5 separate regions of the Homo sapiens genome follow, and all the other regions are linked to region 1. Evidence: chromatin loops called from intact Hi-C (ENCODE). Cell type or tissue: endothelial cell of umbilical vein. All regions are shown on one strand.

Evidence for each region. Hi-C counts contacts between places; a loop is a spot of excess contacts. Peaks named below come from ENCODE experiments on the same cell type or tissue, not always from the same donor. Only the 100,000 strongest peaks of a DNase experiment are listed, where the experiment ranks them.
Region 2: a loop joins it to region 1, with 7 times the contacts of the local background. A loop is called at or near these places in 9 of 110 quality-filtered maps.
Region 3: it touches region 1 in a loop (8-fold over the local background); 8 of 110 quality-filtered maps call a loop at or near these places.
Region 4: a loop joins it to region 1, with 22 times the contacts of the local background. A loop is called at or near these places in 20 of 110 quality-filtered maps.
Region 5: a loop joins it to region 1, with 5 times the contacts of the local background. A loop is called at or near these places in 4 of 110 quality-filtered maps.

Annotation. Positions count from the first base shown.
Region 1 is chr10:7,684,707-7,689,706 of GRCh38, forward strand. No RefSeq gene overlaps it. Among named protein-coding and RNA genes, the nearest start is that of ITIH2, 16 kb to the right of the region's middle. RefSeq lists an enhancer at 2,540-2,834 and a silencer at 2,740-2,789. In endothelial cell of umbilical vein, a CTCF peak has its summit at 2,730 (motif pointing left); a DNase peak (open chromatin) is centred at 2,765; H3K27me3 peaks cover 140 bases.
Region 2 is chr10:6,917,360-6,922,359 of GRCh38, forward strand. All of the region lies in intron 3 of LOC105376387 (a long non-coding RNA gene), which reads right to left. Among named protein-coding and RNA genes, the nearest start is that of LINC00707, 140 kb to the left of the region's middle. In endothelial cell of umbilical vein, CTCF peaks have their summits at 1,177 (motif pointing right) and 2,828; a DNase peak (open chromatin) is centred at 2,842.
Region 3 is chr10:7,257,800-7,262,799 of GRCh38, forward strand. The region is part of intron 7 of SFMBT2 (Scm like with four mbt domains 2); the gene reads right to left. Among named protein-coding and RNA genes, the nearest start is that of SNORD129, 74 kb to the left of the region's middle. RefSeq lists an enhancer at 1-207. In endothelial cell of umbilical vein, CTCF peaks have their summits at 2,742 and 2,944; a DNase peak (open chromatin) is centred at 2,772.
Region 4 is chr10:9,303,151-9,308,150 of GRCh38, forward strand. No RefSeq gene overlaps it. Among named protein-coding and RNA genes, the nearest start is that of LINC00709, 30 kb to the left of the region's middle. In endothelial cell of umbilical vein, a CTCF peak has its summit at 2,105 (motif pointing left); no DNase peak of the experiment used is centred here.
Region 5 is chr10:6,414,071-6,419,070 of GRCh38, forward strand. It overlaps a transcript of PRKCQ not described here. Among named protein-coding and RNA genes, the nearest start is that of LINC02656, 66 kb to the left of the region's middle. In endothelial cell of umbilical vein, a CTCF peak has its summit at 3,014 (motif pointing right); a DNase peak (open chromatin) is centred at 3,001; H3K27me3 peaks cover 371 bases.

The DNA.
Region 1 (5,000 bases):
AACCTAGGTACCCATCAGTGGTGGATTGGATAAAGAAAATGTGGTACATACACCCCATGGAATACTACACAGCCATAAAAAAGAAAGAAATCATGTTCTTTGCAGCAACGTGGATAGAGCTGGAGGCCATTATCCTAAGCAAACTAACACAGGAACAGAAAACCAAATATCACATGTTCTCACTTATAAGTGGGAGCTAAACATTGAGGACACAATAGACATGGGGGACTACTAGAGGCAGGAGGGAAGGAGGGGAACTAGGACCCAAAACTACCTATGCTCAGTACCTTGGTGATGGGATCACTCAAACACCAAACGTCAGCATCACACAATATATCCAGGTAACAAACCTGCACATGTACCCACTGAAGCTAAAATAAAAGTTGAAATTAAAAAATAAAACAATGCATCTCTGTCCCTAATAATGCATATGCCAATTCTGTCTAAATGGAGCCATACAATTTAAATTCCTAATAAAGTCCATTAAATCTTCCTGCCCTTCTCTAGCTCCCCTCTGTTCCTCAGTTTATGCTCCCTCACTCTTAAAACTCCCCCCTGGCCAGGCATGGAGGCTCACACCTGTAATCCCAGCACTTTGGGAGGCCAAGGCGGGTGGATCACCTGAGGTCAGGAGTTCGAGACCACCCTGGCCAACATGGTGAAACCCCAACTCTACTAAAAATATAAAAATTAGCTGGGCATGGTGGCACACACCTGTAATCCCAGCTACTCAGGAGGCTCAGGCGGAGGTTGCAGTGAGCCGAGATCCCTCCACCACACTCCAGCCTGGGTGACAGAGCGAGACTCCATCTAAAACAAAACAAAACAAAACAAAAAACTTCCCTCCCATCCAATCTTGGCTTCTTGCTGCTTTTCAGCCATCTCTTTTGCTTTGTGCACTGCCAAAGTCTAAAACTAAAGCTTTTAACAAAAAGCTATCACAATGACCTCCTAACTAGTTTCTCTTCTGATTTTTCTCCTCTCTAATCTTTTTACGATATCACTAGGATTGTCTTCTTGCTCTTAAAAACAAATCAAAAACCACTTGAAATAGGTAATATTAAGGAAATATGATTCATTATGTAAGCTGTAATAATGGTGTTGTGGTTACATAAAAAGATATTCTCAGTTGAGGCTACATCTTGAGTGTTTATAAGTGCAATGATTCAATATCTGGAATTTACTTTAACATACTTCAGGAAAAGCTGGGCACCCAGGCTCACACATATAGACCCAGGTCCTAGAGAGGTGGAGGCAGGAGGACTGCTTGAGGCCAGGAGTTGGAGACCAGCCTGGACAACATAGCAAGACCCTGTCTCAACAGCAACAAAAATTTAGCCAGGTGTGGTGATGTGCACCTGTAGTCCCAGCTACTCAGGAGGCTGAGGCAGGAGGATCACTGGAGCCCAGGAATTTGAGGCTGCAGTGAGCTATGATCATGCCACTACACTCCAGTCTAGGTGACACAGCAAGATCCCGTCTCTAAAACAATTAATGATTAAAAATTTTAAAAATTAAAAATAATCCAGGAAATAAAAAGTAGGAGGAATAAATGAAAAAAAAAGTTTTCAAATGTTTAAGATGATTGAAGTGGTCATTATGGAGACATACTTTCAGTCATATCTTCCCATGAGTCTCCACACTTCAGTCATTCCAGCCTTCTGCAGACCTTACGAAAGTGCCCACATGGCCCGGCCTGGGAGCCTTTGCTCATACTGCTCCCATTGAAAACGCTTCCTGGCACCTCCACTCACTGAACCCTGCCCATTTTTGCAAGCTCTACTCAAACACTATTTCCTCCTTTCCAGATTGTCACAGTCATTTGTATCAGTACCATCACCCTTTGCATTTCTGCATGGTTAGTTAACTGTGTGATCCTTCTGCCCTATGAAATTCCTAGATCCTGTAAGACAGGAGCCACGCCTTAGCCGCTCTCATAGTCCTTTGATCTGTCCACAGTGATCAATGTCCTGTCTAGCACATAATAGGTACTTGACACATTTTTGTTCCATTGAACCCTACAGTGAATGAGTTCCTTTGTAAAGTGAAGAGCCACGTCATAACAAACAATTATAATGATGACTGACACTTGTATAGCTCTTAACTGTGTTCAAGGCTATATTTGAAATGCTTTACAAAGACTGACTCTTTACAATAACCCTATGAGATAGGTATGATTATTCCCGTTTTACGGACAAGGAAACTGATGCCCAGAGAGATGCAGCAATGTGCCCAAGGTCATAGCTAATAAATAATACAAACTCAGTCTGTCTGGCCTCAAAGACTGTACTCTTAACCACAGTGTACACTGTCTCACCTGCCGTACAGTGTAACAACGTGCACTGCCTGCAGAAATATTCGGTACATACCGATTGGTTGATTGGCTGCTTAGTTTCCTGTAATAAGTATCTACATCTTCTGTTTTGTAAGTGCCGTTTCTGAATAACACCTTATAAATGAATTACCCTTAAATATTCATTCTGTGTGCACATTTTGTATCAGAATCAATCTATAATAACAGTTACACGACTATGTTTTTGGAAAGGAAAAACTACTTCATTGCCTCTAGTGATATTGGGTGTGTATTTATTTAATACCACTGCAATAAAGCCCCCGTATTGTATTATTATTCTAGTACGACGTAGTCCTTTACATCCGCCGACTGCATATTTCATCAGCCCGCAGCGTGAGGCGCTGTTTTACCTTCAAGTTCCTGGTCCCTGGCTTAGCTCAAGTCACTTCCATCAGCTGGAAACAGGCGAGCACCTCACGCCATCTAGCGGAGACACACTTTGAAGACCGCTTCAAGGGATTTGCTTAATTATGGGAGTCTCATAGGGGCACCATCCAACAGCCACATGAAAGTAACAACAGACACTGAGTAAAACCAGAATGTTTCCCCCAATAAGTGGCTGCTCTAAAATTATTTTCCCAAACTCTCCCAGGTTGCTGCCCCTTGTTCCTGAGTCCACACAGCAGCTTCCTACGGAAAACACCCTCTGTGATTCTAGAAGAGCGCACTCTCCTCATCCATTGACCACAAAGACTTACTTTCTACACGATGTGAGGAAGGAAAACACCCTCTGTGATTCTAGAAGAGCGCACTCTCCTCATCCATTGACCACAAAGACTTACTTTCTACACGATGTGAGGAAGGGGCTCCCGGCAGAGTCAGGGTCACTGCCTGGTGCCTCCGGAGAGGCTGCAAGTTGTCATGGAAAGCACAAATGTCTGTGGGATCTAACAAAACTGAAGAGCTTCTGCACAGCAAAAGAAACTATCATCAGAGTGAACAGACAGCCTGCAGAATGGGAGAAAAATTTTGCAATCTATCCATCTGACAAATATCTAACATTCAACAACTACAAGGTACTTAAACAAATTTACAAGAAAAAAAACTCCATTAAAAAGTGGGCAAAGGACATGAACAGACACTTCTTAAAAAAAGACATACATGCGGTCAACAAACATATGAAAAAAGCTCAACATCACTGACGATTAGATAAATGCAAATCAAAACCACAATGAGATATCATCTCACACCAGTCAGAATGGCAATTATTAAAAAGTCAAAAAAACGGCAGGGCACAGTGGCTCACACCTTTAATCCTAGCATTTTGGGAGGCTTAGGCAGGAGGATCATTTGAGGTCAGGAGTTCGAGACCAGCCTGAGCAACATAGTGAAACCCACTCTCTACTAAAAATACAAAAATTAGTCGGGCCTGGTGGCACATGCCTGTAATCCCAGCTACTTGGGAGTCTGAGGCTGAGGCACTCCCAACTGGGTGACAGAGTTAGACTCTGTCTCAAAAAGAAAAAAAGAAAAAAACTCAAAAAAACGACAGATGCTGTTGAGGTTGTGGAGAAAAAGGAAAGCTTTTACACTGCTGGTGGGAGTGTAAATTAGTTCAACCACTGTAGAAGACAGTGTGACGATTCCTCAAAGACCTGGAGGCAGAAATACCATTTGACCCAGCAGTCCCATTACTTGGTATATACCCAAAGGAATATAAATAATTCTATTATAAAGAAACATGCACGTGTATGTTCATTGCAGCACTATTCACAATAGCAAAGACATGGAATCAACCTAAATACCCATCAATGATAGGCTAGATAAAGAAAGTATGGTACATATACACCATGGAATACTATGCAGCCATAAAAAGGAACAAAATCATGTCCTTTGCAGGGATGTGGATGGAACTGGAGGCCATTGTCCTCAGCAAACTAACGCAGGAACGGAAAACCAAATGCTGCATGTTCTCACTCATAAGTAGGAGCTGAATGATGAGAACACATGGACACATGGCCGGGAGAACAACACACACACGGGTCTGTTGGAGGGTGGGGGATGGGAGGAGGGAGCACATCAGGAAGAATAGCTAATGGATGCTGGGCTTAATACCTAGGTGATGGGATGATCTGTATAGTAAACCACTATGGCACATGTTTACTTACGTAACAAACCTGCACATCCTGCACATGTACCCCTGAACTTAAAATAAAAGTTGAAAAAAAAGAAAGTATAAATATGTGATGCATAGTGACCCTTCCTCAGCTAAAGCCACTCACCTTTGTTATCTATGCAAATGCTATTTGAATGTGCTAATCTGAGCTTGGCAGCAAGTTCAAGGGCCTCCCCAAGATTCTTGCAATTTCTGGGGCTTATTCTAATGGTCACTTTGACTTTCTTTCATGTTCAACTCCCAACCTCAGCACTCTCCTTCAGTGGCTGCTGTTATCCTATACCAAGATCTGGTTTCCTTCTACTTCCAGGCACAGGGAAGATTGCAATCCCCCACCCTCTTGAAATTAAGCATGGCCATGCGCCTTGTGGTGGCCAATGAACTACAAATGAAAACGCCATGCAACACTTCCAGGTAGAAGCATTCAACCCATGTGCTCCTCCATGTTTCCCTGCTCCCTGCCACATGCCTTGCCTCTTTCAGCCTGGGCCACTGGAGTGAGGGCCACACAGAGCAGAGCCCTTGGCCCAA
Region 2 (5,000 bases), 770 kb before region 1:
ATGAACATGGCTTGGATCACCAACAAACCACACCAGCCATGTGATCCAATTTGGTACATATCGTCCCTCGGAGTGAAATGCTGCTATGTTGACAGTGTTTAACCCTAATTTCACTGCAAAGGAGAATTTGTGCTGTTTAAAGGCAAATTTCTTTCTTTAATCAGGGGACAAACCTTAAGGCCAATACAGTGGCAATGCCAAGGCCAAAGCAGGAGGTTCCTAAAAAATATGGAAGACTGAAGGAGGGCTCAGTGAGAGGCAGAGTTCGCTGGGGACACGGCACTAGACCCTGCTTCTTTTGCTATCTGCCTCTGGGGACCCTGAAAAGTAGTGTTTTAGTGTTTCCCAATACCTTTTGAGATGGATTCATTTGTTACCCATTCGGTGAACATTACTGAGCATCTATTGGTTTTATAAAATAATTGGGAACAGGATGAACTTACATTCTAGTGTGTGTGTTGGGGGCAGAGATACAAACAGATAAAAGCAGAAACCATTTCAGAATGTGCAAAGGGCTAGGAAGGAAATAAACATCAATGACAATGACAGGGACAAGGTCAGGGAGGGATTCTCTGTGGAATAATAGCAAAACTGAGGCCTGAACGACTAGACGTCAGACATGAAAGGAGGTAGTACAAGACCGTTCTAAGTAGAGGGAATAGACGGGCAGGAAGGAGCTAAGCCAATGTGGATGAAGTGTAGGGGATGTAAACCTGAAACGTCTGGGACAGGTCTCAAACAATTTAGAAAGTGTATTTTGCCAAGATTAAGGGCACGGCCATGACACAGCCTCAGGAGGGCCTGACGACACGTCCCCAAGGTGGTTGAGCACAGCTTGGGTATAAACGGAGAAAATCAAAAGCTCTGTTTGGAATGTGTTAAATTTAAGTCACTCAGTCAATATCTACACAGTAGACAGTTGAATATGCAAATCTGGAGCATTGAGGTAAGTTTAGGGTCAGAAATGTAAGTCTGGGACTCAACATGTGGAAGGCATTTAAAGCCATGAGAAGGGATGAGTGCACCTAACGGGAAGGTGCAGGTAGAGAAGAGAAGGTGGCCAGACTGGAGCCTGTTACCCCGTGACATTTATGTCACGTACCTGAGGAAGACGCAGCAAAGAGAACCGAGAGGACCCTTGATGAAGTAGGAGGAAAACCAGCAGGGGGTGCTGTTGGGGAAGGCGGGCACAACTGTATTGTGTGCTACTGAAATGCTGAGTGTGATTGGGGTTGTAGGCAAGGAGGTCATTGCAAAATATTTATTTTAAGCAAATTGTAAAGTAGCTCAATTGTTAGCTCTATGTAACAAATGCTTGCTGAATAAAGGGAGGAGTAGAAGGATGGAGGGATGAATACAGGCAAGGCCATGAGAAGACAAAATTTCCCAGTCCAGCTCTTGGTTCTCTGATGGGCTAACTGCTTGGCCTTGGACTCACTTAGCACATGAGTTTCTTATCTCTGAAAATGCTTTAACACAGCATATTAGCTCGGTTCTCCAGAGAACAGAGCCTACAGGATGTGTGTTAATATACGAAGAGATTTAATTATAAGGAATCGGCTCACATGATTATAAAGTCTGGGAAGTCCCAAGATCACTAGGCAGAGCGGGCAGGTTGGAGACACAGGAGAGCTGAGGGTTTAGTTCCAGCCCAAAGGCCAGCAGGCTTGAGACTCAGGAAGGGCCAGTGTTTCAGTTTGAGTCTGAAGGGAAGAAAAAAACCCATATCCCAGTCGGAAGGCTATCAAGCAGGAGGAACTCCTTTAATAGGAGAAAGGTAAACCTTTTTGTTCTATTCAGGCCTTCAGTGGACTAGATGAGGCCCACCCATATTAGGAAGGCAATTGGCTTTACTCTGTCTGTTGATTTAAATCCCAAAACAGACACACCTAGAATAATGTTTGACCAGCTATCTGGGCAACCCATGGCCCAGTTAAGTTGACACATCAGTTAGCCATTACACACAGGCTGGAGGGCTCCTTGTCCAGGATATCTTAAAATACGTTCTTGGGGTTAAAGTGTGGGCTTGTTTGCTTTATAGAGTCCCCAACACTTAATAGAGTTTGTGATTCTAGGATTTACAGGATATAAGCAAGTGAAATAAATACTTTTTAAGAACTAATTCAGGCTGGGCACAGTGGCTCATGCCTGTAATCCCAGCACTTTGGGAGGCCAAGGCAGGCAGATCACTTGAGGCCAGGAGTTTGAGAGCAGCCTGGCCAACATGGTGGAACCCTGTCACTACTAAAAATACAAAAATTATCTGGACACGGACGTGCGCCTGTAATCCCAGCTACTCGGGAGACTGAGGCACGAGAATCGCTTGAACCCAGGAGGCAGACGTTGCAGTGAGCCGAGATCATGCTACTGCACTCCAGCCTGGGTGACAGAGTAAGTCTCTGTCTGAATTAAAAAAAAAAAAGAAAAAAAAAGAACTAATTTAAAAATCATATATTCTTTGTTGCAATATTATCATGGAATATACTTACAGACAGACAGGTCCTATGCTGGGAAGTACAAGGTGGTGTTTAAATGTTCTCATTTGAAAAGTCAGGATGGTTAGAGCCCCAGGAGTCTAACTGATATGCAGGGGTGTGATTTTTTGGGGGGGTTTCTCCTTTTCCCACCATGGATCTGTTGAAGTGGATCATCTTATTTCACCCGAAGGATCGTTGGAAAGAGCTGGGTCGCAGGCTTAGAGGATGGCTCTTGAGCTGTTTGTCCCCTGACTTCCATACGCTCCCCTTCTGTGCCCCGTATTCTCCCTATGTGTCTCGACTCGGAGACATCGCACCTGCGCAGATGCTGACAGACGCCCATAGATGGCAGCAGCCCTCTGAAGCAACAGCGGAGGTAACGTGGGCGTTCGCCTTAGGAGCCGGGGCAGGGTGCAGAGCTAGGGTAGTGGGTGAATGTTCACACAAGCTGTGCACTTTCCTTTCCAAAGCAAAAAAGCGACTCTGTCCTGCCACACGTTAGAATATTTGTTATTTTAAATAGAGCTAATACTCAAGATGGGAGGGAACAAAGGCAGCAACTCCCAGCCTCTTAAACTTCGGGTTTACATACCTTCAAAAACAAGTTGTACTCTTTGTCTGCGATTGTTGCTTCTAACATATGTTGGGCTCTTATCGTTTCCCAGCAGATGCAGGCACAAGGACGAAACTTGCTCACTCTCCCTATAATCAGTTAAGAACAGATGTCCAAATAGATATATCTCCCCCTAAACCTTAAGTAAAGATAATGTATGCAGAGTAAACAGAAAAGTGGGCACATTAGCCCAAATACAGATGGCTTCGCCGGATAGAGGTGTGTTGCAGAAGTCATTAAACATTAAGGTTCAATAGCGTCACATCAAAATACGGTATTTTACAAGAAAAATAGCTGATACCAGTGCTATTGGGCTTGTCTTTCCACATTCAATGTTGCTGTCTCTGAATGCCTCTGCAGGCAGCAAGAACTAATGGGACGTCTTGGAAAACTCAGCCTGTTCTATGGGGATACCCGGCAACTGTCCAGGCCGTTTGTTGAAGCATTCTGCTGACTGCAGCAAGCCAGAAAATTAGAGCAAGTGTTTTTCACCTAAAGCTAGGTTCCAGAAAAAAAAACAAAAAAACAAAGAGGCCGGGCACAGTGGCTCAGGCCTGTAACCCCAGCACTTTGGGAGGCTGAGGCGGGCGGATCACGAGGTCAGTAGATTGAGACCATTCTGGCTAACATGGTGAAACCCAGTCTCTACTAAAAATACAAAAAATTAGCCGGGTGTGGTGGCACGCGACTGTAGTCCTACCTACTGGGGAGGCTGAGGCAGGAGAATCGCTTGAACCCGGGAGGCGGAAGTTGCAGTGAGCCGAGATCGCGCCACTGCACTCCCGCCTGAGCAACAGAGGGAGACTCTGTCTCAGAAAACAAAACAAAACGAAAAAACCTTTGCAGGGGATCTTGGGTCAAAGATCAGCAGTCTTCTAAATGCCTCCGCCCTGTAATATGCATGGTCGGCCTCCCAATTCTGAGTTAAAAAATAATTTTGTTTGTTTGTTTGTTTGTTTTTTAAAAAAACAACCTAAGTTAGGCTGCCATGCACCATTCTCTAAACTCTTTGTGTATTTCTCCTAAATATTTTTTATTTATTTTTGAATAGCTAATTCACACACATAGTTTAAAAAATTAAAAATGTATTTAAAGGAATACAGTGAAAAGGCTCTTACAAATGCCTGCTACTCATCTACACGTTACCATTGTCATGAATTTTTTATGTATCCTTTCAGAGTAGGAAGGCATACAAATAAAAGTAAATAAACAACCGTATTTTTTTTTCCTTTTTAACACAAAAAAGAGAAACTCTGTTCACACTATTCCACCTCTTGCTTTTTAAAATAACACTATAGGTTGGAGAGCTTTCCGTATCAACCTATAGAAAGCTCTCTTATTCTGGTTTACAGCTGTGTGATAGCCCATTACTTGGGTAAATCATATACCGTATTTTATGAACTAGTTCTTTATTACTAGATACTTAGATTATTTCCTGTCTGCAATTACAGACAGTGCTGTAACTAATAATCTCAAAATATATCTTTTCAATATGTGCCCGGACATCTATGTGATAAATGGCCAGAAGTGTAACTGTTGGGTCTAGGAGCAGATGATGGTCATTTTAATGCTTTTCATCTGAATCTTGCACATGTTGTGTTGAGTTTATTCCTATGTATTTTATCTCTGGGTTGCTGTTGTAAATGGGTTCTTTGCTTCCATTATATCTTCTAACGGGCTACTGTTAATATATATGAAAGCTATTGATTTCTGTGTAATAATTTTATACCTTATTCCTTTAGTATATTCTCTTATAGTTTTTAAAATTGATCAATGAGTTGACTTCAGTTTTCCAAATATTTAGTTTTATTGTCATCTGCAGATAGTAATGGTTTTACATTTTCTGTTCCACTTTTAAATCTCAATTTTTTCAACAAATTTTATATATAATTCTACAGTGAAATATTAAA
Region 3 (5,000 bases), 430 kb before region 1:
CATGATATAAAATTGTGAAAGATGAGGCACAGGGGAGAACAAGTTCTCATTAATTAATACAACAAAATTAAAATGTACTTGGTGAGGATTTTCATGTAAAAACAAAAAAGGCAGTGAAATCATCCTTATGCAGAAACCAAATTCTTTTTTCATTGAGGTAGGGTCTCTGCCACCCGGGCTGAAGTGCAATGATGCAATCAAGGCTTGCTGCAACCTCCGCCTCCCAGGCTCCAGCAATACTTCCACCTCAGCCTCCCGGGTAGCTGGGACGACAGGTGTGCACCACCATACCTGGCTAATTTTTTGTATTTTTTGTAGAGATGGGGTTTTGCCATGTTGCTCAGGCTGGTCTCAAACTCCTGGGTTCAAGCAATCCAACCGCCTCAGCATCCCAAAGTGCTGGGATTACAGGCGTGAGCCACCGTGCCTGGCTCCAGGAACCACATTCTTAACCTGAGTTCCACAATCAAAAGCTGCAGGAAATTCTCCCTCTGCAGCAGCAATCTCAGTGTCAACCTTCGGTCCTTTGCTTCTTCCTTTCGGCTTATTTGGATATAAAATAAAATAGACAAAAAACAGATATAGGATTCACCCTGCCCAGTTTTTTTAAGCAACAAAATCTTTTAGTGTATTGTACTTACACAAAAATACTGCACAGTATATAATTTTTTCAGTTCCAACATGCCAGTTTTTTGGTCCAAAGGGAACTCAAATATTGCATGTGCTTCTTTTCAAGGCCTCCATTAATCTGCATAATTTCTAAGACTAGGCTTCAGTGAAGTCAATGGAAGGTTTTAGTTAGTATTACATTCAAATTAATATATAATGAGCTACGCTTTAATTCCTCTATTCGTATCAGCATGCCAGGTCCCGCTGAAAAAACCATCCAGAACCATTTATGATATCATTCTTCTTTTGTTTTACCAATGACCTAGTGCTCAGATGTTCATTAGAAAATTACTCCCGTAATACTAGTTTCATTGAAAAACAGATATTAGGAGGCCAGCATTTATTAAATCAATAGTATTATGACATTTCAATTTGATCACACTGATTTCAATTTAGCCAGTGAAGTATTTGTAACAAAAATGTAATTTTAAAATCTATTGCTGAACACTAATAAGCATTTCTATTTTTTACTTACAGAGGTAAAGAGCGATTTTGTCTAGTAGCTGTGCATTCAATCAAGTTAAAAAATAGTAATGAGAAATTTAGGACCGTAGTATCATAGATCACAACCTGAACCACACAATTTACAACAGGCAGGATGTGGTGGACGCTGAGGGGGCCCCTAAATGCATTAACTCAACTGCTGTCATGGAAACATGACGCCAGCATGCTTCACAGAAAGAAGCAAGAGCTGGGAAGGCGCAAAACTTCTCCACCCAGCAGTCTGAGCTTCTGTTTTGCCCTTCCCAGACACCAACGTGGAGGCCAGTAAACACAGAGAGCTTGCAAACCCCTCTACGTGCTCTGCCACAAGTGGGAAGCCTCCCCACTGGAAAGTGCCCACTGCCAAGCAGCCTGGACTGGATCTAATAACAGCTTCAGTCTCCAGAGCCTTCCTCACACCCCAGCTGCCCTCGGCTCCCTCCATCAACCACTTCCAGGTGAGAAACAGGGATGGTCAGCCTCAACACTATTGGCCTTTGGGGGCCAGAATCTTTGTTGGGGGGCTGTTCTGCCACTGTAGGATGTTGCAACTGCATCTCTGGGGTCTATCCACTAGATGCTGACTGCATCCCCCACCTGGGACAACTGAAATGTCTCCTGGCTTTGCCACATGTCCACTGAAGGGCACATGCCCCTGGCCCCTGAGTTGAGGACCACTGATTCAGATTCGGTTAAGAGAGAAGTCAGGTATCGCTGATGAGACACCTGACCTTGTGGTCTCCTCCCCCTACACTTCTGATGAGCTTCCTCAGCATCAGTGGATTCTCTCTGCCTCTGTCTCCAGCATTAACTCACTCTAGTACCCACCCTTCAGCCCCTTGGTGTGATCAGCAGTGCCAACCAACCCTGTTAATTTTGACTCACTCTGATGCTGTCTCAGCAAGAACTGGAAATTCACACTTACATTTGTGCCAGTCTACACTGCAGACCCGGTGCTGCCAGTCTACACTGCAGACCTGGTGCTGCTGTTACCCTCCCACTGCCTCCACTTTGAATGTCTAGTGTATAAGATTCAAAGATGCTGTTATGAATGACAGCAATAACCATAAACAATGGTGACCACAATATGGTGGTACAAGAGGTGCTTTGCATGCACAGGACAATAACAATAACTCAAGTACTCCTTAACCCACTGCCTACTACCACTATGGCAGCAATGGGTTCTCTGTTTGCAAGGAGTAAGCAATCATTTCCAACCTACAGACAAGCAGACCAGTCACCTGAAATGGTACTGGTCCCCAAGGAAGCCTTTATCTATTAAAGGGCCTTCTCACACAAAGACCAGACAGAAAACCCTACTCGACCTGGTATAAACCATAAGGAAATCCATTATCTCACACAGCAAAGGGGTCCAGAGAAAAGGCAAGTGAATAGAAAAGCCTGGTGAACAGAGCCATGAGCAATGTCAGAAATGGCCTCGGTTCTTTTCATCCTCCTCCTTCCACACCCTAAATATGACAGCTTTCCCCAGTCCAGCTCCTCCCTTGTGGGCTCAAGATGGCTGCAGAAACTCCAGGCCTCTCAGGCAGAGCAAGGCCCCCTCTTCCCTATGCTGCTTCTTCAAAGCAAGGAAACCTATTCCAGAAACTACCAGCAGATGTCCTCATTTATTACTGACCCAAATTGGTCACAAATCTCTCCCTAAGCCAATCACTGACAAGAAAAATGGGGCCACTCTTCCGGCTTACACCACTGGTTCTAATTCTACACAGGCGGCATCTACCACATTCCCCAGTGCAGACAGTTATTTGGCAAGGGGCAGGGGCAGTTGTCACTTAGTACAATAAAAAAATCATCCTGGCCAAAATCCCAGGAGAGCCCTCGTCAAAAGCAACTGAGTAATAAGGAGTTGAGCAACATACTCCAGTTCAAATACCATACTGAATAGGCAACACTGAATACTCTCAGAATTCATTTTCTGGTTCTTTGTTATAATAATACTGAGTTTGCGCAGTCTTTAAATACCCCAGTTTAACAAAGAAACATTAAAAAAAAAAAAGTGTGGCCTTGGGTTTGAGGTACGTCTGTGCATCCTGGCTCACCCATGGTCTCTCTGTATGAGGTATGACTAGAAATTAACTTCTCTGAGCCTGGCAATTCCTGAACTTAACCAGTAAGACTCCTGTGCCTCTCGAGTCAGGTTACTGTGGGGATGTGAGATAGTATATGCACAGTACCCAGCACAAGGTCTGCAGCCCGTGGGTGCGAATCACTAGAAACGCTCACCAATTCACTGCAACACTTTCCAATGAAGAATGGTTTTTGAGTTCCTATGATTCATCTATGGCTTCAATTATGTTTTTCCTTCGTACCTTTTTATGCTATCCCGAAAGGTCTGAAAGGTTAATGCATATTCCAAAAACGTCCTCAAGGTGAGTGGCTTATCACACAGAAAGCCAGGGTTTGTAACACTCTGGCCATGCCTTGGCTCCCTGTCCCATTGTTTATAGACCTGCAGTCTCTCAGAATCTTCGGATGCTCAGCAATGACTGAGGATCAGGGAGTGCATGAATCAGTACAGACTCACAGGCGAAATGACCAAATGTTCTGATCCCTTTGCCGGGTGGGGGTTACGTATGCAGGCATGTCTGGATGGATTTACTTTTAGGAGAATCCAGATGCCGGCAGGGAAAAGAATAAATCCTGTTGTGATCTAGAGACTTTGCAGGTCACCACAAGTGCAAGATCTTGTTAAATATTAAGGAGCTTTAAAGCAGGTTTCCACTCTCCTAAACTGAGCCTTTCCTTTCATCAAGTTGTTAAGTGCAGGACATCATATATTCATGTAAAGGTTTATCTGACATGTTCGTGCTGGCCTTTCTGGTTATAAATGGCACTGGCGACAAAACTGGAGGCAGATTTTATCTTATCCTTGACTTTATGTCATTGAGACAGGCAGATTCAAAGTAGGGTGGCTGGCGGAAGGACGGAAGAGAGAAAGCTCAGGAATGAACAGTCCCCACACCTTTTATTGACACCCAGCAAAGTAGGCCAGCCTCCTCAGTGTGCCCTCCCTGGGGGCAGGGGTGACAGCGCTGAAGGGCAAGGCCCGGTGGCATGGCCACACCACTGGGCTCCCCTTATTACATGGGGTCCTCATTTTCCATTAGCTCTCAAACCTCTGAAGTCCTAAAGTTAAAAGAGAGAAGCTCAAACTTCTCTTTACATCAGGTTTCTCCCTGGAGCAAGTGTCTGTTCATGAAAGGCACTACGGGGCTTAAACGGGTGGCCTAACTTGCAAAAGGATTGGTGGTTTTTTAATGTTTTTTGGAGGGGGGATGGGGGAGCCACCTCCAAACAATTTTACCGTGGCTTAAATCCACAATAAGATCTTCTGTAGATAAAAGAATTATAATCTTTTCTTAATTATTTTTATTAATAGAGAATGGAATAGAAAATGGCCCAAAAAATAAAAAATCAGGCACAATGATCACTTTGAAATGTGTCTAGTTTTATAAACAAGAGATGTATCCCCTTTGCACACCTCCAAATCCCATACACCAATTACGCTAAGTTCATGCTAATATGATCTCACCCTCCCTGCAAGTTCCCCGGGAACTGGCAAGAGCCAGAATTATCCGCGGTAAGCAGAAGCCATTTGGGAGTGAGAACTCCCGGAGCAGATAACTGAAAGTTGACTAAATTCTTAAATTCTTAACGTTTAGGATTAAAAGCAAGTTGCTATCTAACGGACTGCAGACAGCGGAGCTCAGGCCCCAGTGATCAAGCAGCTGCGATGGCGAACTCTGTATAGATCTGGATTTTGCGATTTTTATAGTTACATTTATTGTTTGACCAATGTTGCCCTCTTTAGTGTGTCTCTTATA
Region 4 (5,000 bases), 1.6 Mb after region 1:
TTTCTGATGCCTGCCCATTCATTCTTCAAAGATACCCACTTCTTCACTCCACCAGTAAAAACAAAACAGCTCTAAAAGAATTGATCCATTGATTATTAATTGTTCCATTAGAACACTTGGAAATGTTGGCTGGCCCATTGAGAAAGGGAAAATACCCACACACTCTAGCAAGTCCTTGGTGGCAATAGGATTGCATCCTATTGTTAACGTATCTCTTCTTTCCCAAATTTCCATTTTATTTCTACAACCTGTTGTATTCTGATTTTGGGCTCCATCAGTCTAGAATAATTGCTTTCACCGAAGTCTTCAATGTCCTCCTATGAGGGCAAATTCAGTGATCTGATCCCCTGCAGTCTTCTCCTCTGTTTTCCTCTTACAATAATGATGCTCTTGGAAGAATGTCTTTCAGTTTTTCTATCTTAAAGTCCTCCTATGATCATGCCTTTTTTGGGCAGTCTACTTATGGTGACCGAATAGAGGAAGTTGGGGAGAAGGTTAAAGCTCCAGCTCTTTTAGCCATCTTGGCCTGTGGTAGGACAACTCCAAAGGACACTGCTCTTTCCAGAACGCTCCACTGAGTTACCCAAAGCTTGGTTGAGTCTGCATCTTAGTTCATCTTTTCTCTTTGCCCGACGCTGCTTCCTCTCCCTCCTTTTCACATGTGGTAATTACTAGTAAGTATTTGGTAGATTATTCCACTTAACAGGTAAGATTAAAGAAAAATAATAGAAAAACCACTAAACCCAGATTTAAACTTGGCCTATAGTGGTCTGCTGATACGGTTGGGCTCTGTGTCCCCACTCAAATCTCATCTCAAACTGTAATCCCCATGTGTTGAGGGAGAGACATGGTGGGAGGTAATTGGATCACGGGGGCCATTTCCCCATGCTGTTCTTATGATAGTGAATGAGTTCTCAGGACAGCTGATGGTTTTAAAGGGTGGCACTTCCTCTCTTTCTCTCTCTCTCTCCCTCCATCCTCCCTTTCCTGCTCTCCCTCCCTCCCTCCCTTCCTTCCTTTCTCACTCTGTCTCCTGCCACCATGTGAACAAGGTCCTTGCTTCCCCTTTGCCTTCCTCAGTGATTGGAAGTTTTCTTAGGCCTCCCTAGCTACGCTGAACTGTGAGTCAATTAAACCTTTTTTCTTCGTAAGTTACCCATTCTCAGGTAGTTCTTTACCACAGTGTGAAAATGGGCTAATAAATCTGCCTAGGTACCTACTCCTGTGTATCAATTCACCTCTGCAGATTCAGACTTGGCACATGCTCTAAATTTAATCTTATTCCCATAAGAGAGAATGTAAGGAAATGAAGTTATTCAGGTGGTTCAGCTTCTGATCACTACTACTACTTACCAGGGCTGCTTTGATCTTCACACCTGGTTCTAACAACTGCGTGCCTACTTTTCTTTCTGTAACAATGTTCTAATCTTTATAGAACAAAAGCAATATTTAAGTCACTGATTTTTTCTTATATAAGTAATCTGTGCATTAATGCATCTTGATACCCCAATACGTTTAATACTGTCACCTGGCATTTTTCACATTGCTAATCCTTGAAACAGAATTACTGTTGCAGTATCCCAGTATGGTAATTGGAGATATATTTGGTTGGTGCAAAAGTAATTGCAGTTTTTGCCCTTACTTTCAACGTTGGCAGCACTTTACTTTTGTACCAACCTAAACACAAACCTGGCACCTGGCATTTCTGTACCTGACTCTGGCTAATTCAATATTACTCGTTTTCCACTCTGCTCTTCCATTGCCCTGCTGTACTCAATCCCTGCTGGGCTGCCTAAGGCTATTCTCTACATGAGTCTAACTTCAAGTCCCCCTATGAAATGTAGCCAGATTTGCTTCCATAGAGGTGCATTCCTTAACAGACCTAGCCACTTACCCCCAAAATATGGCATAAGCTCTAAATATATTTTCCTCTTCTAATGCACCTTTTGTGCCACACTACAATTTAGCCAGCAAATTTCTTCGAAAAAAATTTTTTTTTTTGGTGGGGGGTGTTAGGTTTTGTTTTTTGTTTTGTTTTGTTTGCTTTCCTTTGCTTTGCCTTTAAAAGATATTTACATAGAGCAGCAGAGACCTCTACTGGCAATTCAGGTTAATTCCCTTAAATGCTCATATAATATAACTTGTTGACTTTACTTTCTTCTGTATTGGTTAGTAAGTGGCATTTAGTTTGATCAATGCCATAGTAAATGCAAGCCTGGATTTATGTAGTGTCTTAAGGAAAAAAGGGATTTTACTCTGAATGCCTAGTGCAGAAACAAATATTCACTTTAAAGAAAAAGAAAACTAATAAAAGAAAGCATACATAGTAGATAACTGACAGTTTATAGATAACACAGGCAAAGCCAATGTGCTTCTCCATATGGACAATTCAAGAATGAAAGATGATTCCAGCGTAACATGCCATCAAAGGGCAAGGTGGATTTACCCTGAATCCAACGAATGCTTACCCGACGTTCGGGTTTTTTGATGCAGCAAAATATGGACCATTGACAAAGATTATTATCAGTGAATTTGATGAGGTGCACAAAAGATAGTTACGCATAGTTAATATAGTTTCATGAGCGATACATAGTTTTGCCAATAGAACCACTTGACTTTCTAGTAGTCTGAGTTCATACTTCAGATATACCTACTGATATTTTGAAAAGAAAAAAATGGCCCTCAGATCCATAGAGATTTCTGGCTTTGATACAGATTTGGTGGTGGCAGGAGGAAGTCTCTCACAAGGAAAGAAGTGCTTCAAAAACTATAAGGAGAACAGAGAACCTCAAACATGTTGAGCAAAATATTTCAAGGTTCATATAGTGAGTTGGAAGTTGGTTAGTATGTTTCAAAAGAAGACATGCATGCGGCCAAGGATCATATGAAAAAAGCTCAACATCACTGACCATTAGAGAAATGCAAATCAAAACCACAAGGAGATACCATCTCACACCAGTCATAATGGCTACTATTAACAAGTCAAAAAAATACAGATTCTGGTGGGGTTGTGAAGAAAAAGGAATGTTTATACACCGTTGGTGAGAGTAAAAATGAGTTTAACCATTTTGGAAAACATTGTGGCGATTCCTCAAAGACCTAAAGAAATAAATATCATTTGACCCAGCAATCCCATTATTGGGTATACACCCAAAGGAATACAAATCGTCCTATTATTAGGACACACATACACATATATTAATTGCAGCACTATTCACAACACAGAATCAACATAAATGTCCATCAATGATAGACTGGATAAAGAAAATGTGGTATATATACACTATGGGATACTATGCAGCCATAAAAAAGAATGAGATCATGTCCTTTGAAGAGACATGGATGCAGCTGAGGCCTTCATCCTTAGCAACTCACACAGGAAGAGAAAACCAAATACCACATGTTTTCATGTATACCTGGGAGCTAAATGATAAGAACGTATGGACACACAGAGGGGAATGTCACACACTGGGGCCTCTCAGAGGGTGGAGGTGGGAGGAGGGAGGGAGAGGATCAGGAAAAATAACGAATGGGTTCTAGGCTTAATACCTGGGTGATGAAATAATCTGTACAGCAAACCCCCATGACACAAGTTTACCTGTGTAACAAATCTGCACATGTACCCCTGAACTTAAAATACAAGTTTAAAAAAAAGAAAGTTGGTGAGTGTGTCTTTTAAAATTTTTGAGGAAAGAATATGTGTTTTATATGGTCAATGATCTCTATGATGTGATACTCCATGTACTGCTCCGTACTGAGCCTTGAGCAGTCCCAGACTGCCTTCTACTTTCCATACCTCAATTCTGCCTGATAACTTTTTCAAAGGCATACATATGGGTATCTGGGATTAGAAAACATTGGTTTCTGAACCTTAATCTACTGCTAATACATTTTTCTCCTTGGTCTATCTGCATATAAATTACTTAAAATTTTGAACCCTATTTTGTCATTATCTAACTAGTGACACACGCTAACTAGTGGCAAAATAACATTCTGAGTAGAAACTCCATCACCTTACATGACTGATGTTTATTATATAATGTGACCTGATCATAATGACGTGTGATAGGAAAAACACTTATTTTTTAGGTACAGTCACTGCCATCATAGACATTGCCATTAGTATGCTTCTAAGAAGCATTGTTAATCAAGTGGCAACATAAGATATTGGAAAAATTATGGGCTTGGGTATCTATCCTAGCTCCACGTCTTACTTGCTGCATGGCTTAATTACTGAATTTTAGTATCCTCCTCTGTAGAGTAAGAAACATGGATGTTAAAGACACAAGCTACATGAAGCATAGAAATTGAAGGAGTACTTTATTCATGGCTATAAAATTAATATTAAACAGACTATTTTCAAATTTTATGGATTTAGTATTAGAGGGATTGGCATAAATGTCACTGGTGATTTGGCCGAGATATTAAAGTATTTATTTATCTAATCAATAGTTATTATTGCAAATAGAAACAAAGTAGTTATCTTTCACTGCTGCCCAAGGCAAGAAGTTAAGTTACTCCTATAGTGTAATTTAAATTTGTAAATTACATTGACTGCTACAATAAGTTCCCCAAATCATGGGACACTTACAAAAAGAAAAGGATAAATGGATAAAAAGCTACGATACTCGAGAATAAATATCAGTGTAACTTTTTTGAGAGGTCTGCCTTTCAGAAATTGCAAAAAAATTCTAATGATACTCATCTGTTTCAAAGAGAAATGACATGAAAAATCTCATAAAATGTTTCACAGATATATTACGTATTAATATCAGTTCTCATTTCCACGTAAGTATAATTTTGAAAGTACTCTTACACAAGATATCATATTCTAGTCACATAACATGTCTGTGAGTTTGGCAAAGCAAAATGATTATCCACATAGCACAGTAAAACTGCTGACTGGAGCTGGGGCTTATTTGCTCCTATTCCAATCCCTTTCCAATGTACCACAATGTCTTCTTCAACAGATAAACATCCATGTATTGCTAACAAATAGG
Region 5 (5,000 bases), 1.3 Mb before region 1:
GAAGGTTTCAAGGGCACAGCAAATGCGTGGGGAACTCAAGGTGACTCCGGAAGGTTCCCTGAGTCATGTAGGTAGAACAGAGAGTCCAGAGGGTCCCAGGCAGCTGGGGCTCACAGGGCAGTGACTGGAGAAAGGGAAATCCTGAGGTCTGCAGGAGATCTTAAGCAGTGGGGAAAACTACCCTTAGATCAAACATTTTGTTGATCTTTTCCAGTAAAATTTAAAGCAAGATCTGAAAGTACCAATTTCCAAGTAACTTTACCACATCACAAAACAAAGCTCAAAACTGTTTTTAAGAATACAGAAATGTCCAGTTCTCACCAAAGAAAAAGTATTGACATTCAACATTAATAACGAATTACCGGGCACACAAAGAAACAGAAAAATAAATGAGGAGGGGACGAATCAACAAATCAAACTGACCCCAAAATGACACAGATAATAAAATTAATAGACAAGGACATTCAATGTATTATTATAACTGCATTCCATACATTCAAAAAGCTAGAAGTATTGAACACATTAAGTCTAGACATAAAATATCTCTTAACAATTGAAGTTCTAGAGGTGAAAACTATAATGTCTGAGATAATCAATACATTGATTAGGATTAATGGGAGATTAGATATTACAAAGAAAATATTTGTATGCATGTAAAGATTTGTACATCTGAAAACATAGCAATAGAAATTATCCAAGACCCTGAGATAAAAGTGATAAAGAAAAAAAAAAAAGAAAGAAAACCCCCATAACATCAATGAACTATGGGATTACTTCAAGTGGCCAAATATATATGCAATTGGAGACCCAAAGGAGGAGGAGACAGAAAATACATTTAAAGAAATAATGGCCTCCAACTTTCCAAGTATGATGAAGACTTTATTTTTTAATTTTAATTTAATTTTTTTTTGAGACAGAATCTTGCTCTGTCACCCAGGCTGGAGTGCGGTGGTGCAATCTCCACTCACTGCAACCTCCGTCTCCTGGGTTCAAGCTATTCTCCAGCTTCAGCCTCCCGAGTAGCTGGGACTACAGTTGTGAGCCACCATGCCCAGCTAATTTTTGCATTTTTAGTAGAGATGGAGTTTTGCCATGTTGGCCAGGTTGGTCTTCAACTCCTGAGCTCCAGTGATCCACCCGCCTCGGCCTCCCAAAATGCTAGAATTACAGGTGTGAGCCACTGCGCCTGGCCTGATGAAGACTTTAAATCCACACCACCCAATAAGCTCAATGAACCCCAAGCACAAGAAACCAAAGAAAACGATACCAACACATATTGTAATCAAATTTCTTAAACCTAGTGATAAAGAGAAAATCTTAAGCCCAAGAAAATACATATATATATATATATATATATATATATATATATATATATATATATATATACACTTACTCAAAATTTACAGGAAATTTCAGCTCATTCATGAACTTCAGGTTAAGAACTTTCTAATTTAGCTTAAGGAGGTGAAGGCATGAGAACAAGCTTGTGGTAAGGTGGAGGGAACAAGTCATACTGCACACCAGTGGTTAAAGTCTGGTCACTGCCATTGTAGAATTCCCTCTGCGCTGAGATCCCCAGAACCATATGTTTGTACTATTCTGGGATTGTTTGGGTCAAATTATAAATGAAGCCCCATTGTTGACAATTGCTGCTAATGTTTCTCTCTCTCTCTCTCTTTTTTTTTTTTTTTGAGACAGAGTCTCTTGCTGTGTTGCCCAGGCTGGAGTGTAGTGGTGTGATCTTGGCTCACTGCAACCTCCGCCTCCTGGGTTCAAGAGAGTCTCCTGCCTCAGTCTCCTGAGTAGCTGGGATTACAGGTGTCCTCCAACATGCTTGGCTAATTTTTTGTATTTTTAGTAGAGATGGGGTTTCACTATATTGGCCAGGCTGGTCTTGAATTCCTGACCTCAGGTGATATGCCCGACTCGACCTCTCAAAGTGCTGGGATTACAGGCATGAGCCACCATGCCTGGCCTGTTTTCCTCTTTTGAAAAAGGAATGGACCACTTTATAGAATACTTGGCAAATAAGCCTGTAGGAATCAAATATTTATTAGGATATAGCCATTTGGATTCTTGATATGATTGAGCAGACATACAATGAGTGCAAAATACAAAGATTCTTCTTTTTTTAAAATTTAATTGAATTTTTTATTTCAATAGTTTTTTTGGGGGTGCAGGTGGTTTTTGGTTACATGGATACGTTCTTTAGCGGTGATTTCTGAGATTTTGGTGCACCCATTACCTGAGCAGTGTGCACTGTACCTACTGTGCAGACCTTTGTCCCTCAGCCCCTCCACCCTTCCCCTTGAGTCCCTAAAGTCCATTATTTCATTCTTATGCCTTTGCATCCTCATAGCTTAGCTCCTACTTATAAATGAGAACATATGATGTTTGGTTTTCCATTCCTGAGTTACTTCACTTATAATAATTGTCTCTAGCTCCATCCAAGTTGCTGCAAAAGACATTATTTCATTCCTTTTTATGGCTGAGTAGTGTGCTATGGTGTATATAGACCACATTTTCTTTATGCACTCATTGGTTGATGGGCACTTAGGTTGGTTTCATATCTTTGCAGTTGTGAATTGTGCTGTTATAAGCATACATGTGCAAATGTCTTTTTCATAGAAGGACTTTTTTTCCCTTTGGGTACACACCCAGTAGTGGGATTGCTGGATTGAATGGTAGTTCTACTTTTGGTTCTTCAAGGAATCTCCACACTGTTTTCCACAGTGGTTGTACTAGTTTACATTCCCACCAGCAGCGTAAAAGTGTTGTCTTTTCACCACATCCCTGCCAACATCTATTATTTTTTGACTTTTAAATTATGATCATTCTTGCAGGAGTAAGGTGGTATGATTCTTCTTCTTATTTCACTCTGGGATTTGGTCATTTTATAGCCAGACCTGGTCAGCAGGCTCAACTTTCCTCTTGATAAATTCACCATCCTAGACACCACTCCTGTAATGTATTCTTAAAGGAAATACAAGTTTGGGACACTAGAGGTCTCCACCTCACCATATAACCAATGTTATCTCAGGAAAACCTTAAAAGCACAATTTCCATGGCAACATGAAATAGGTGTCTTGTCCTTAAGTGGGAGGAGGAGAGGGTCGAGGAGGAAAACAGGGGCAGTTAAAAGTGGGTAGTTTCTAGTTTCTGTTGGGTGGATGTCATCAGTTGTTATTTTGAAATACTGACTGAAATTTGAGTAGGCTTTGCTGGAGTTAGATTTTCCACTTGTTTTTCAGATTTGTGTCTTTGGTTGGACACCCAGAGCTTCTTAAAGCCTGCAGCACTGGAAAAAAACCAAACCAAAAACAAAAAACAATAACCTTGTGGTGATTATTACATGCACCTGCAGAGAAATTCTTTTCTTCTCTAGATTTTACTTAGATAATCCACATTCAAGTTCAATTTCGGTCAAACCCCAAATTCGAATTGACGTAACTGTTCTGATGTTCGGAATGCGTGCGATCTAAAACGATGCCAGCGTGATGCTCAGAATCTGTTGATCCATCCATGCTTGTCCTGGCATCTTCCCCGATGGTGGCTGCCTTAGACCCTGAGCTTCCAATGTTGCCTTAGCTGGACGATAGAGTGGCCACGTGAACATTCAGTCGAGAATCCAGGTGCACAGCCAGGTGAGAGTATCCAGCCAGGTGAGCAGCCAGGACATGCTGGGAGAAGGGAAACAGTGAGTTCTGTTGGAGTCCTTCCTGTCACTCCATGTCCCTTGGCTCTCTAGTGGCTGAAGTAACTTTAGATTTTTAATGTCATTCCTACATCTCCAGCTTCTCAACAGTGCTTGCTCCCAGCAAAAGTCCCTTCACTTCCACCACCTCCCAGAGGCATGCCTTCTTTCACCAACTCGCAGAGGCGCTATCTCCCAGACATGGGTCTCCTTCCCCCATCTCCCAGAGGCGCGCCTTCTTCCGTCATCTCCCAGATGCCCGTCTTCTTGTCTTATGAGCCTTCTCAGGCTCCTCCAAAACTTGTTTCTTCTGAAAGCGTATTTGACAGCAAGAGTTCTAACTGACTTTTTCCAAATAACAACATCCTTGATTTAAAATTCATTACGTGTTGCTGTTTGTATTTTAAAATATCACCTGTGAAGTCGCAGAACCTTTGGATGTATTAAAAAGAAAGGAAAAGATGCATCTCTAAAACCTCTGAGGCTTGGAAAAAAATTCTTAGATCACTAAACTTTCTTGACATTCTTCTCTTGCCAGTGGATGCTGATGAATGACAAAGAGCTGATAGGCAGGGCTTAGGACACTGGGAAGAATCCGTGCTCCTTCATGGCAGAGATCAGTCTGGGCCGGCTCTGACGTCCCCAGGAGGTGGAAAGCAAAGCAAAGTCTGGTTCCTTCTTTGTTTCCATCCTTTCCTCCCCTGCTTTCTCCCCCTCTCATGTGTTACTACAGAAAAGAGGAAGGAATACCTGCCCACCACTCCTTAAGAGACTTTCCCTATCCTCACCCGACCCCTGGCATTCAGCTCAGGAGCCCTCAGTGCTCCTTTCCACCCAAACTCCTGTGGCTAATTACAGGACCATAGAGTCAGAGGGAAGCCTGGCGACTGATCCATCATAACTGAAACCTCAGCTCAAAAACCCTCTAAATGTGTCTGATAAAGTTATATTTCCTGTGCTTTTTCAGTCCCAGCTCAAGGAACTGTCAACCTTCCAGGGAGAGAGCCTGTCTGTCTATTTATCAATCATCTGTCTACCTACCTACCTATCAATCTATCATCCATCTATCTACCTATGTATCATCTATCTATTCTGTCAATCATCTGTCTCCATATTATTTGTTTATCCATCTATTACTCATCCATCCATCTGTCCATTCATTTATCTCATCTCTATATCTATCTTATCTAATATCTATCTATCTATCTATCTATCTATCTATCTATCTATCTATCTATCTTGCTATCTATGTATCTATCATCTATCTACCTATCATCCATCTATCTCTATCTATGTATCATCTATT